2 separate regions of the Homo sapiens genome follow, and region 1 is linked to region 2. The links are chromatin contacts, found by Hi-C or POLR2A ChIA-PET in ENCODE. All regions are on one chromosome and are shown on one strand. Each heading gives the region's core, a stretch centred on a gene start or an enhancer-like site at or near the end of the contact. The rest is flanking DNA. Distances are from core to core; before and after follow the strand shown.

What was found. Hi-C counts contacts between places; a loop is a spot of excess contacts on that map. ChIA-PET counts read pairs that join two places held with the same protein, here RNA polymerase II (POLR2A). Pooled maps may share reads with other maps.
Region 1: a map of ascending aorta shows a loop between it and region 2 (4-fold over the local background). The contact joins the promoter of STING1 here to the promoter of MATR3 in region 2. A Hi-C loop is called at or near these places in 1 of 168 maps with a recorded cell type or tissue (ascending aorta) and 10 of 50 pooled maps. POLR2A ChIA-PET finds 5 or more read pairs at or near these places in 7 of 52 experiments (CD4-positive, alpha-beta T cell, CD4-positive, alpha-beta memory T cell, WTC11 and 3 more).

The regions. Positions count from the first base shown.
Region 1 is chr5:139,480,330-139,487,023 of GRCh38, forward strand. STING1 (stimulator of interferon response cGAMP interactor 1) reads right to left here and starts at 2,429. Exons shown (of 8, transcript NM_198282.4): 1 at 2,221-2,429; 2 at 1,881-1,973; 3 at 1,149-1,375; 4 at 830-1,013; 5 at 461-569. The coding sequence starts at 1,375. It also overlaps the pseudogene LOC101059986. RefSeq lists a silencer at 695-989 and enhancers at 1,592-1,821, 2,342-2,471, 2,482-2,601, 4,454-4,954, 6,081-6,581.
Region 2 is chr5:139,289,108-139,295,646 of GRCh38, forward strand. It overlaps MATR3 (matrin 3), which reads left to right and starts at 4,633. Exons shown (of 15, transcript NM_018834.6): 1 at 4,633-4,698. LOC124901081 (a long non-coding RNA gene) reads right to left here and starts at 4,450. Exons shown (of 4, transcript XR_007058956.1): 1 at 4,167-4,450. RefSeq lists enhancers at 4,705-5,408, 5,409-6,111.

The DNA.
Region 1 (6,694 bases), core at 1,179-3,678, 190 kb after region 2:
TGAGGTCAGGAGTTTGTACCGGCCTGGCCAATACGGTGAAACCCTGTCTCTACTAAAAATACAAAAATTAGCCGGGCGTTGTGGTGGGTGCCTATAATCCCAGCTACTCGGGAACCTGAGCCAGGATAATCACTTGAACTTGGAAGGAGGAGGTTGCAGTAGCCGAGATGGTACCACTGCACTCTAGCCTGGGCGACAGAGGGAGATTCCTTCTCAAAAAGAAAAAAAAAGAATTCACAAGTGACCTTGGGCAAGTCACTTAATGGCTCTAAGCCCCATATTCCTTTCTGCAAACTAGGCATCATAGCAACATCCTTCATGCCTTGGGATTAAAGGATTTGGTAGACATGAAAATGCTTTGAAAAATATAGTGAGTTCTGTGTGTTTAGAAACACAAGAGGCTGTGTGTCTTAGTGTCTGTTTTGTAGATCGAGAAATGGGGGCAGAGAGGATGGCCCACCTGGCAGGATCAGCCGCAGATATCCGATGTAATATGACCATGCCAGCCCATGGGCCACGTTGAAATTCCCTTTTTCACACACTGCAGAGATCTCAGCTGGGGCCAGGCCCTGTGGACAGCAGGATGTGGCTGGGGGGCCTCCATCAAGGACACCCAGAGAACTCCTCCTCCTCCTCCAAGGCTTCCCAACCTGCTCCTGACTTGATCCCTCTTTTGCCATTGCCAAACCCACTGTTCCAGGACATTATAGGTTCTACTCCATGGACTCCAGCCTTTAAACCAGTCCCACTCCCAGTACTCAGCTCAGGGCAGGTCACACCAGCCACAGCCACCACTTGGCCAGAGCTTCTACCTCCCCCTGTGTCATACCTTGAGGCCCAGGAGGATGTTCAGTGCCTGCGAGAGGCCCAGGAGGGCAAGCATCCAAGTGAAGGGCGGGCCGACCGCATTTGGGAGGGAGTAGTAGAAATAGATGGACAGCAGCAACAGGGCCCCACGGCGGAGGGGGCAGCCCAGGCAGGCCCGCACAGTCCTCCAGTAGCTGCCCCGGTACCTGTGAGTGACAGCCAGACCCCAGACCCCAGCCCCCAGCCCAGCTCAGCCAGAGAGGTTCAAGGAGGGGCAGGGCTAGGCATCAAGGGAGTGACACACGTTGGATACCCCGTCCCTGGGTACTGCAGTGAGTCACCTGGAGTGGATGTGGCGCAGCTCCTCAGCCAGGCTGCAGACCCCGTTTAACAGCAGTCCCAGCTGCAGGGAGGCTAGGTGGAGCACCAGGTACCGGAGAGTGTGCTCTGGTGGCTCTCCTAGCCCCCAAAGGGTCACCAGGCAGGCACTCAGCAGAACCAAGGCTGCCTTCTGGGCCCCGTGACCCCTGGGACACGGGATGGATGGATGCAGGCTGGAGTGGGGCATCTGTGGGCACCAAGAAATCCATGACCATTCTCCCCTTGCCCTCCTGCCCTTCTGGGACTGAGGCTCTGGCTGGGCACTTCCTCCCAGTTCCCCTTTCCCTGGTGCCCAGCCACTCCCAGAGGCTGCTCTTAGAGACACCTCTAGGAGGCAGGCTGGGAATAAGTCACCCCAAAGCTCCTGTCTCAGCGAGGTTTGCTGAAAACAGAGCAGGGCCTGCACATACACGCCCCACCAAGACCCAGGGAGACCACAGGTGTGGTGAAGAAAGAAGGCAGCAACTATCCCAGACCCAGACTTGAAGCTGTCCTGTGCAGCCGTACCCAACCAAGAACCCTTGGGGACCTGGGTTCCCCTGTCCCCGGAACCCACCCCAGGGAGGACCTTAGTCAACAAAGTGGAAAACAGAGCTCAGGGAGTGGGGACAGGGCAGCCAGCAGGCACCCCCTCGCCTCTGGGTGCCAGGGGCCCTAGGTTTGGCGTTCTGCCAGGCTGATCTTGAGCCTACCTTCTGCCTCCCGGACACTGGCTGCTCTGGATGATGACGAGGAGAGAAGGCCCGGCGCTACGAGCAGCCAAGGGCAGCTTCTCTGAGTGCAGCCTGAAAATGAGATGTTAACAACGATTGGTTTCTCCACAACACTCTAGCCCTGGCGTTTCTCCAAACCGCAGCTTTACTGGTGCTGGGAAGGAGGGTATTTCCTGTTCCTCAGGAAGGGAGGTAGGAACCTTCCCTCAAAGCCCTGATGAGCTGGGCCTGAGTCCTGGGGTCAGGGGTGAGGTTTGAGAAAGCCTCCATTCCATTGCCCTTTGCTACCCCCAAACCAAGGGTGTTTAGAAACACTCACCGCAGTCACAGCTCTGAACAGCGGGTTCCCCTCAAGCCACCACGATCAAACACACTGTACCTAACACCTGAGCAGGACTCCACACACTCAGCCAAAGGCAGCACACACATCACACGATGATTCCCCGTCTCATATTTTTCTTCTGGTTTCCAGGATGCAGATTCTTTTTCTGAAAAGTGTGACCTAGGAGGGAGGAGTGAAAAATGAACAGTTATTTCCGGTAACAAGAGCTATTTTTATAAAGCACTTGGTGGGAGAGGAGGGGCACAGAGGAATGGGGGTTTGGCTCTTTGCAGGAAATGGCCACGCCTGTGACTTCTCCAAGAGAGCCTGCCGGTTTCTGCCCAGAAGGCGGTTGTGGGGATGATATTAGGTAGGAGCAAAAGTAATTGCAGGCCTGGCACAGTGGCTCATGCCTGTAATCCCAGCGCTTTGGGAGGCCGAGATGGGTGGATCACTTGAGGTCAGGAGTTCAAGACCAGCCTGAGCAACATGGTGAAACCCCATCTCTACTAAAAACAAAAATTAGCCAGGCGTGGTGGTGGGCGCTTGTAATCTTAGCTACTTGGGAGGCTGAGGCAGGAGAATCGCTGGAACCTGAGAGGTGGAAGTTGCAGTGAGCAGAGATTAGGCCACTGCACTCCAGCCTGGGCAACAAGAGCGAGACTGTCTCAAAAGAAAAGAAAAGAAAAGAAAAGAAAAATGATCTGACCTACATTGTTTGAGTGTAGGTTATAAAATCCCCATGCATCAACCTAAATTATAATAATAATAATAATAATAAAGTGTTTACCTTGTTCCAGACATTATGCCAAGTGTTGCATATATCACTTCACTTGTATATCATTTCACCAGCCACCCTGTCAGGTAGGTATAATTCTAGCCCCATTTTATAGATGGATAATCCGAGGCTCAGGGAGGTGAAATAACTGGTTTAAGTAATTGAGAGTGGGGACTTGAAGCCTGGTGGGTTGCTCCAAAGCCCAGCTTGCTCTGTGCCTTGATTTCATTCCAGTAATCCCAGCACTTTGGGAGGCCAAGGCAGGAGGATCACTTGAGCCCAGAAGTTTGAGACCAGCCTAAGCAACACAGGGAGATCCCATCTCTACAAAAAAAAAAAAAAAAAATTAGCCAAGCATGACGGAACACGCCTATAGTCCCAGCTACTTGGGAGGCTGAGGTGGGAGCATCACTTGACCCCTGGAGGTAGAGGTTGCAGTGAGTTGTGATGGCACCACTGCACTCCAGCCTAAGTGACAGAGTGATACCCTATCTCAAAAAAAAAAAAAAAAAAATAGGCCAGGCGCAATGGCTCATCCTTGTAATCCTCGCACTTTGGGAGGCCAAGGCAAATGGATCACTTGAGGTCAGGAGTTCGAGACCAGCCTGGCCAACATAGTGAAACCCCATCTCTACTAAAAGTACAAAAAATTCGCTGGGCGTGGTGGCGGGTGCCTATAATCCCAGCTACTCAGGAGGCTGAGGCAGGAGAATCGCTTGAACCCAGGAGGCGGAGCTTGCGGTGAGCCGAGATCATGCCACTGCACTCCAGCCTCGGCAACAAGAGTCAAACTCCATCTCAAAAAAAAAAAAAAAAAAGGCCGGGTGCAGTGGCTCACTCCTATAATCCCAGCAATTTGGGAGGCCAAGGCAGGCAGATCACCTGAGGTCAGGAGTTCAAGACCATCCTGACCAACATGGAGAAACCCCATCTCTACTAAAAATACAAAAAATTAGCTGGGCGTGATGGCGCATGCCTGTAATCCCAGCTTCTTGGGAGGCTGAGGCAGGAGAACTGCTTGAACCTGGGAGGCGGAGGTTGCACTGAGCCGAGATCGTGCCATTGCACTCCAGCCTGGGCGACAAGAGCAAAACTCCGTCTCAAAAAAAAAAAAAAGAGAAGAAAGAAAGAAAAAGAGAGAGAGAGAAAGGAAGGAAGGGAAGGGAAGGGAAGGGAAGGGAAGGTCTGACCTACATTGTTTGAGTGTAGATTATAAAATCCCCCTTCCAGAGAGGGCCCTGCCCCACACTCAGAAAGAAGGAACACACGCTCAGAGAGGCCAAGAAGAATCTAGACAGACGGGCGAGGCTGGGTTTCCCCACTCATTCTATTAGCATTAGAGCATACCCTTTCTGTCCAATTATATTTCAACAAGGGTGTCCATACTTTAATGAACCTAAACGTAAAAATAGACAATTTGCCCTCTGTCTTTGGGTCTTCATTCTGAAGGCCTCTGTGACACATAAAACTCTGATCAAATAAATTTGTATATTTTTCCTCCTGTTAATCTGCCTCTTGTCAGTGATTTTCAGCAAGCCTTCAGAGGGCGGAGGGGGAATTTTTCCTTGGCCTTGACACAAGCTTTGAGTTCCCTTGGGGTGGGAAGTGTCTCTGGCTGCAGTAAGCTGCTTCAAAGAAGGGGCAGGCCTGGAGAGTGAGGCTAGGATGGCACCCGCAGAGCAGCAGTAGTTCATTCCTGTCCAGGTCAGAGGGGTCCTCGCCCTGAACCCTTCCCCACATCATGACCAGACATGGGAAGACACACATTGATAGATGCCTTGGCCTCAGAGGAGCAATGAGGCTTCCTGGAAACTCTGGTTTTTCAAAATCATGCCCTAACAATGCAGGGAATTCCCTACACTTTCTCTCCTCTACAATAGGCTCACATAAAGACCTAGGAGAAGGCCAGGCGCAGTGGCTCATGCCTGTAATCCCAGCACTTTGGGAGGCTGAGGCGGGCAGATCACGAGGTCAGGAGATCGAGGCCATCTTTGGGAGGCTGAGGCAGGAGAATCGCTTGAACCCGAGAGGCGGAGGTTGCAGTGAGCCAAGATCGTGCCACTGCACTCCAGCCTAGGCGACAGAGGCAGACTCCATCTCAGAAAAAAAAAAAAAAGATCCAGGAGAATATATGACAAAGTTCTAACAAAGGTTACTCTGTGCAGTTGGAATATGGGTGATTTTTATTCTATTGTCCTTTTTTGCTCATTATGTTTTCTAAGATTTCTTTTCCCTACATTGAACATGTATCATTTGTTTAATGTTTATTTATTTATTTATTTTTAAATTTTTGAGACGGAGTCTTGCTCTGTCGCCAGGCTGGAGTGCAGTGGTGCGAACTCAGCTCACTGCAACCTCCGACTCCCTGGTTCAAGCAATTCTCCTGCCTCAGCCTCCAGAGTAGCTGGGATTACAGGCACGTGCCACCACACCCAGCTAATTTTTGTATTTTCAGTACAGACGGGGTTTCACCATGTTGGCCAGGATGGTCTTGATCTCCTGACCTCGTGATCCTCCCACTTTGGCCTCCCAAAGTGCTGGGATTACAGGCGTGAGCCACCATGCCTGACCTGTTTAATGTTTAAAATATGCCGTAAAGAAAATCCAGCTGGGCACAGTGGCTCACGCCTGTAATCCCAGTGCTTTGGGAGCTCAAGGCAGTAGGATCGCTTGAGCCCAAGGAGTTAAAGGCTGCAGCAGTGAGCTATGATCACACCACTGCATTTCAGCCTGGGTGACAGAGCAAGACCTAGTCTCAAAAGAGAGAGAGAGAGAGAGAGAGAGAGAGAGAATCCCAACATTGTCTCAGTCTTAAGACCTCCTTCCACTCCCGTCTGTCCCCTCTCCCTCCCCTCTGCCCTACCTGCTACTCTGGGCTCATTTCCCTGAGTCTGAACCTGCTCTAATGCAGACCTTGCAGGCGCAGAAGGCACTGAGGCCAGGTCATTCAGATAAAGTAAGCTGGGGCTTGGCCAAAAGGAGTGGGAATGGTGGGGTCCAGGGAAGCCGGGAAGCCAGCCTAGCCTGGCCTGCCTGGAGAGAAAGGTCCTGCAGGGTGCGGGAAGGAGTGCAGGCTGCGAAGGGAGCAGAGGCCCCACAGCCTGGGCCTTCCAGTGCCAGGCCAGGATTTCCGCACACCCTTAATCCATGCAGTCTATCCCTGTGTGTACCGTGCTTTGCATGGGATAGGACTGCTGGTGCACGTGCCAGGTCAGTACTTGTCATGGCACCTACAGCTGGACAGGGGAAATGGGCAGAACACAACTGTATGAGTAAGTAGTTAACTACAGATGTGGCAGGGCTACAAGGAATGCACTCAGCCTGCTGCCGTGAGCGGAAATTGGAATACCCAGGGTCAGGTTTCCCTGAAGGCAGCGATTTACCCTGAGTTTGGAAGGAGGATGGGAGTGATGGAGGGCGGGTGGGTGTGCAACATTCTGAAAGGAGCAGCACACACAAAGGCCCTGGAGTGGGAAGGAGCCAGGCAGTGGAGGAACAGAGCAATGGCTGGTGCAGCTGGGGCAAGTAAGCATGTGGAGGGGTCTCTGTTAGTTTCCAAGAACTGCCATAACAAAGTATCACAAATTTCGTGGCTAAAAACAACAGATGTTTATTCTCTCATAGTTCCAGAGGCTAGAAGTCCAAAATCAAGGTGTTGGTAGGGCCACACTTCCTCTGAAATCTCTAGAGTAG
Region 2 (6,539 bases), core at 3,383-5,882:
TGATGAATCCTACCAAATTCCTTTTCCAAGCCTGTCAAATGATTGGCCTCAAAGATGTGAATCACATTTTGTAAGCTTTGCTCAAACCTTTGAAAAACAGAAAATAACATACAGATGTAAGATTGCAGTTCCACTTTCACAATGGCTATTTAAACATTTTCCTTGCCTGGGCGTGGTGGCACACCCCTGTAAGTCCCAGTACTTGGGAGGCTGAGGAAGGAGGATAGCTTATAGCCCAGGAATTAGAGGCTACAGTGAGCCACAATCAAGCTACTGCACTCCATCCTGGATGAGAGAGCAAGACCCCATCTCTAAATATATACCCTGTCTCTAAATTTATAAATATGATAAAAAATACATAAATATATAAATTTCCTTCTTGCAGCTCCAGCTCTCAACAGAAGACTTTCTCACAGAGTAAATTGATATTAGCTGACTATAATGTCCATGTCTTCCTTCTACCAATCTAATGAAATTTCAGCACTGTCTGCTCCATACCTCCTGTTACTGTAAAGGAAATTATCTTTCTTCCCTATCCTTTCAGGAACCTCTATTATGGATTATCCCATCTCCTTGTCTTTCCAACAATTCCTTCGTTAAGATATCCTTACTGCCAATTCGTTGTGCTGAAGTCCCTCACGTAGTAAAACAAAAAACCCTTAATCCTGCTTTCTCTCCTCTAGTCTCTTCATAGCCAAAATTTTCTGCATTGAGTACTTTTTGTCTTCCTTCTTCCCATATTCAGCCTTTCCAGTCTATTTCACGCTTCAGTGGAAGCAACTCTCAATGTTACCTGATATCCATGTTGCTAAATCTTGTAGATGTCATTGGTCTTCATCTTGACCTCTTGGTAGCATTTGACCCTGTTGATCACTTTGTCCTTGAAGTATTTTGTTGTTGTTTTCAAGGCAACACAATTTCTGTGCTTTCCTTCCTCTGCCTTCCCTTCATATATACATATATTTGCTTTTCTCCCCCTACCCCTGTCCACTAAGTTTCCTTTGCTATACTTGATTAAAGTTCCTCAAGGATTGGCGCTCAGGCCTCTTTTTTCACTGCATCCACTTAAGGTTCTTTTTTTTTTTTGAGACAGAGTCTTGCTCTGTTGATCAGGCTGGAGTGCAGTGGTGTGATCATGGCTCACTGCAACCTCAGCCTCCCAAGTAGCTGGGATTACAGGCGAGCGCCACCACACCCAGCTAATTTTTTATATTTTTGGTAGAGATGGGGTTTCACTATGTTGGCCAGGCTGGTCTCGAACTCCTGACCTCAAACGATCTGCCTCCCAAAATTCTGTGATTACAGGCATGAGCCACTGCGCCTGGCCGCTCTTTTTTTTTTTTTTTTTTTTTTTTTTTTAACAGGGTCCTGCTCTGTTGCCTAGCTGGAGTGCAGTGCCACCCCCTCCCAGGCTCAGTCGATCCTTCCACATCAGCCACCCCTGACCCTGTCTACCCCTGCCCCGGAGTAGCTGGGACTACAGGTGCGTATGCCACCACGCCTGGGTAATTTTTGTATTTTTTGTAGAGACATGGTTTCACCATGTTGCCTATGATGGTCTTGAACTTTCTGGCCTCAAGCGATCGGCCCACTTTAGCCTTCCAAAGTGCTGGGATTACAGGTGTGAACCACTGTGTCTGGCTTTAAGTTTATTTTTCAACTCCTGTTACTTCGTTTACGGCATTAACTTGTAAATTTGTCACTAACCCACAATCTTTCCCTGGGCTCAAGACCCATATATACCACTCCTTACCTTAAAATTCATGTGTCCCCAACTGAACTTGCGTTGGATAGTATTAAATAGGACTTGTATTACCCAGTTTATCTTAGATTCTGCATTTGAATTTGTAACCCCAGGGAAATGGCCCTTTCCTACATCTCCAGCCCTTTTTAATGTCTATGCACAGGAGGCTGAGGCGGAAGGATTGCTTAAACCCGGGACGCAGAGGTTGCAGTGAGCCATGGTCACACCACTGCACTCCAGCCTGAGCAACAGAGCAAGACCCTGTCTCCAAAAATAAACAACACACCAAAAATTCTGCAGTTTCCCAAAGTCTACCTCAGAGTTTTCACACATTCTGATCCCTCTGCCTGGGGATGCTTTATTCCCTTCACCTAGTTAATTGCCTACTCGTCAGATATTAGCTCAAACCTCAGTTTCTCAGGAAAGCTCCTCATTCCCTCAGATTATTCACTCGTCTCAAATACATATTTATTGGTTTAATGTCTGCATAAAGTGTAAGCTCCATGAGGGCAGTGCCTTTGTCTCCTTTCCTGCTCTTTGGCTGAGGCCTAATATATTGACACAGTAGGTACTCAAGAAATATTTCTTGTATCACTGACTAAATTAGATTGAGATAAAGTAATATTGTGAATCAGTGGCTTACTACTTATTTTGTAGATAAAACAATTTACCCTGTCTTGAGATGGTAACTTCATTTTTTTTTGAAACGGAGTTTTGCTTTTGTTGCCCAGGCTGGCGTGCAATGGCGCGACCTTGGCTTCACCGCAACCTCCGCCTCCCGGGTTCAAGCGATTCTCCTGCCTCAGCCTCTCGAGTAGCTGGGATTACTGGTATGCACCACCATGCCCGGTTAATTTTTGTATTTCGAGTAGAGACGGGGTTTCTCCATGTTGGTCAGGCTAGTCTCGAACTCCCGACCTCAAGTGATCCACCTGCCTCGGGTTTCCAAAGTGCTGGGATTACAGGCATGAGTCACCGCGCCTGGCCAAGTAACTTCATTTTTATGGCTATGCCATTTCAGGTAGTGCTTCGTTGAGGCATCAAGACTCCACTGACCAGCTTTTTCACTTTATTGAATTACATAACCTTTTTTTTTTTTTTTTTTTTTTTTTTGAGACAATGTCTGACTCTGTAGCCCAGGCTGGAGTGTGCAGTGGTGCACTAGGCTCACGGCAACCTCCGCCTCCGGCTCAAACGATCCTCAGCCCCGTCCTCCGTACCAGGTGAGTAGCTGGGACCACAGGCGTACACCACCACGCCCAGCTAACTTTGTGTTATTATTATTATTTTAGTAGAGACGGTGTTTCGCCACGATGCCCAGGCTGGTCTGGAACTCTTGAACTCAAGTGATCCACCCGCCAAGGCCTCCAAAAGTGGTGGGATTACAGGCGAGATCTACCGTGCCTCAAATCACATAACCTTTTAATGTCTCAGTTTTGTGATCTACCAAATGGTATCCCACAGTAGCCGCCTCTCAAGGTTATTGTAGGGTTATGTGTAAACTGCTTATTGCATTGCCCACCTTATAGAAAGCACTCCATATTATAATCATTAACTGTGCTGGAAAATTCCCAACTCTCCAGATGCGGAGTTCTGCAAGGATGGTTGGGGAGAGAGTTGCAGCCAGATTAGGTCTCCAAACAATTTACTTAAGCCTCTGAAGGCCGGAGCTCAAATCCCTCCAACCCGGGTACCTAACCAGTACCTCAGTCCCAAGAGTGTATTGCATTCAGTCAAATTCACCAAAAGGCGGCGGTGGTCTTTAGGAAGGAAAAGGCTCGCGGTCCTCCGCCTCAACGACCCTCCTGCACAGAATTCCTGATTTTAAAAACCAGCTGGCCACTTTGGGAGGCCGAGGCGGGCGGATCACAAGGTCAGGAGATCGAGAGCATCCTGGCTAACACGGTGAAACCCCCGCCTCTATTAAAAATGCAAAAAGAAATTAGCCAGGCGTCGTGGCGGGCGCCTGTAGTCCCAGCTACTCCGGAGGCTGAGGCAGGAGAATGGCGTGAACCCGGGAGGCGGAGTTTGCAGTGAGCCGAGATCGCGCCACTGCACTCCAGCCTGGGTGACAGAGTGAGACTCCGTCTCAAAACAAAAAACAAAACAAAAAAAACAGCTGGCTGGGCGTGTAGGCTCACGCCCTTAATCCAATGCTGAGAGGCGGAGGCGGGAGCACTGCTTGAGCCAAGGAGTTCCAGACCAGCCTAGGCAAAATAACGAGACACCATCTCTACGGAAAAAATAAAAATAAAAAAGTTAGCTGGCCATGGTGGTGCGAGCCTGTAGTCCCAGCTACTGGGGAGGCTGAGGTGGGAGGATCCCTTGAGGATAGGAGTTCGAGGCTGCAATGAGCCATGATAACGCCAGCGCACTCCAACCTGAGCAACACAGTTTATTTATGATAAATAAATAAACATACCTAAATAAAAACCAGCCAAAATGGTATCGTTTTCCCTTTGTGGCCCCAATATCTGGCGCTTTCCACCATTCCTTGGCAAACAGAACAACCAGAGAGCATAAAAGTCGAGTCTAAGCCAGGGACTCTCGCGAATCCCTTCTAAGGCATACCCTATTTAAACTTTGTATTATGCTATTCAGGAGGTTGACAAACAGCCTTTTCGGGAATGGGACTCGAACTCGTAAGCCACGTCTGTTCCTCCATTTCCCGCCTCAGCTGGATGACGGAGAGGGATCTCCGGGATTAAAGAACAACGACCGCAGGCGAGTGCACGAGCGAGGTGCGCGCGCTGAGTAGGGGGAGGGGCCTGGCGCGCGCCGAACCAGATCGAGGGGGTGGGGGCGAGCTCTCTCGCGAGAGTGGGTTTGTTCTTGGGCTGCAGCCGCTGCCGCCGCTTCTCGCCAGCGCCGTTGCTGCGGGGGATTGTGGGAGTCTCCGCGTCCCGCTCGCTGGGAGAGAGGTACCTCTCCTTTTCCCTCTCCCTTTCCCTAAGGTAGGCGTGAAGCGGGTAAGAGTCGGGGTCGGGTGGCTGGGGGTTCTCCGTGTCCGCCGGGAGGGGACAACGACGGCGACAGGGGCTGCGGGGAGCCGGCGGCGCGCCTTTCTTGCTCGCTCCCGCTCTGCCTCCCTCCGCGTTGCGTATGTGAGCCGCCTGATCGGCGGCCGCCATGTTAGGAGCGCAGTGGCGGCGCAACCAGCCTTCTAGGGCGGCGGAGGTGAGCGGTCCGGGAGGGAAACACGCGGCCGGCCAAGGGCCCAGGGTGCGGCGGGAGATTTTGGGTGAAGAGGTGCGCTGACCGGCCGAGCTTCCTGCGCGTCCTGGGCTCGTTGTGGGCGGGGGCGGGACGACTAGCCCGTTACACGCGGGCCGCGGCGCTGAGGGGGAGGGAGGAGCTCGCTCGAGGCCTGAGGGACAGACTGTACACTGGGGGCTTGCCGTTTGAGGAGGATGGTTAAGATATCTAAGTCCTTGGGTAGCGCCAGTGCCAAATAACCCGTTCGCCTTTTTTTCTCTGAAAATGTTCCCCCAAAATGGAGGATTTCGCAGACTCTGAAGAGCCTGCTTGTTTGAGCAGCGTTTCTTTCTTTTCCCGGTGTCTCGGCCTTCACGCCGCTCCTTGCCCATCGCCTCAGAGCGCCCCCTAAGACTCCCGGCCCACACGCGCGCGCGCGCGCGGCGTTAGCTGGACATCAGAAACAATTCCTCCCCGCCCCCCATCGCGTAAAAATGGCCGAAAAATGAAACGTTAACGCTTGTTTTTCGTACTGCGTCGTGGAACAAGCCGCCTGCAGTACAGTGCGAGGCGGGTGATTTGCACTTGTTTAGTCAAGTCACCTCACATCCTTTTTCTCTTTATCAAAATAGTATTAGTCCAGGTTCCTCCAGAGAGGATCGTGTGGTGTGGGACCTTCCGGTTTCCAGACAAAGGGTTTTGGAGTACCGTGGTGTAGTCGCCGCATCGTTCTTTGCATTTCGAGCTCTGTGCCATGTTCTGTGTTCGGCATTTACCGTGGATGAATATCCCCTAGGTGTTTATCCTGCTCTGTGGCCCTGTTCTGTGGAATATTCCTATTGGATCAGTTACAGTTTTTTAGCCAGATATTTCTAGAACGGTTATGGTGGTTCTGAAATGGCTAGTCTTTCGGGCGCGCTGGAATAATGTGAAGAATCGTTGATTTCGTAGGTAGGGGTCACGAGATTTTGTATTGGTACTGCGTTCTGTGTTTTAAACCTTGGCTTAAGATTTCTGAATAGTCGGTAAAATACATTTTTCTCCCAGGGAAATCTAAACAGTTGACTATGCGGACAAAAATGATGTTTCAGGCTATTTTAATAAATGTTTAAAATTTCCCTTTAAAAACATTTCTTTACTAATGGCTCAGTCATCTACGCAGTCTATCGACGTTTTTCACAGTATTGTTTTAAAAATCAAGAAAGGCTTGACATTTTCGTTGCAAAAACGCTCTGGATGATGCCTTTTCCACTTAAATAGAATGTTTTTGCAAACTCGAAATTAAACAACATTAAAATACTGCATGAAGTTTCTTGGTTATGTAAGATTTGGAAAAGATCATTTAGCCAGATGTGTGTTGAAGTGCTTTAAATTTGTATTTCTTCCTTTGCACTTAACAGTATATACTTAGAACATTACTTTGTACTTTACCCAGAGAAGTTTCGCTTTATCATCTTTATATATTTTTCAGCCGTGTACAGCTTTTATATCACATTTTGAACTAACTTGGAAGGATTTAACTACCCTTGATCTGTGCATTTGTTTTAGTCTTTAAACATACTAATTTTTTTACTAATGCTTTTAGAGTTTGTAAACGCTA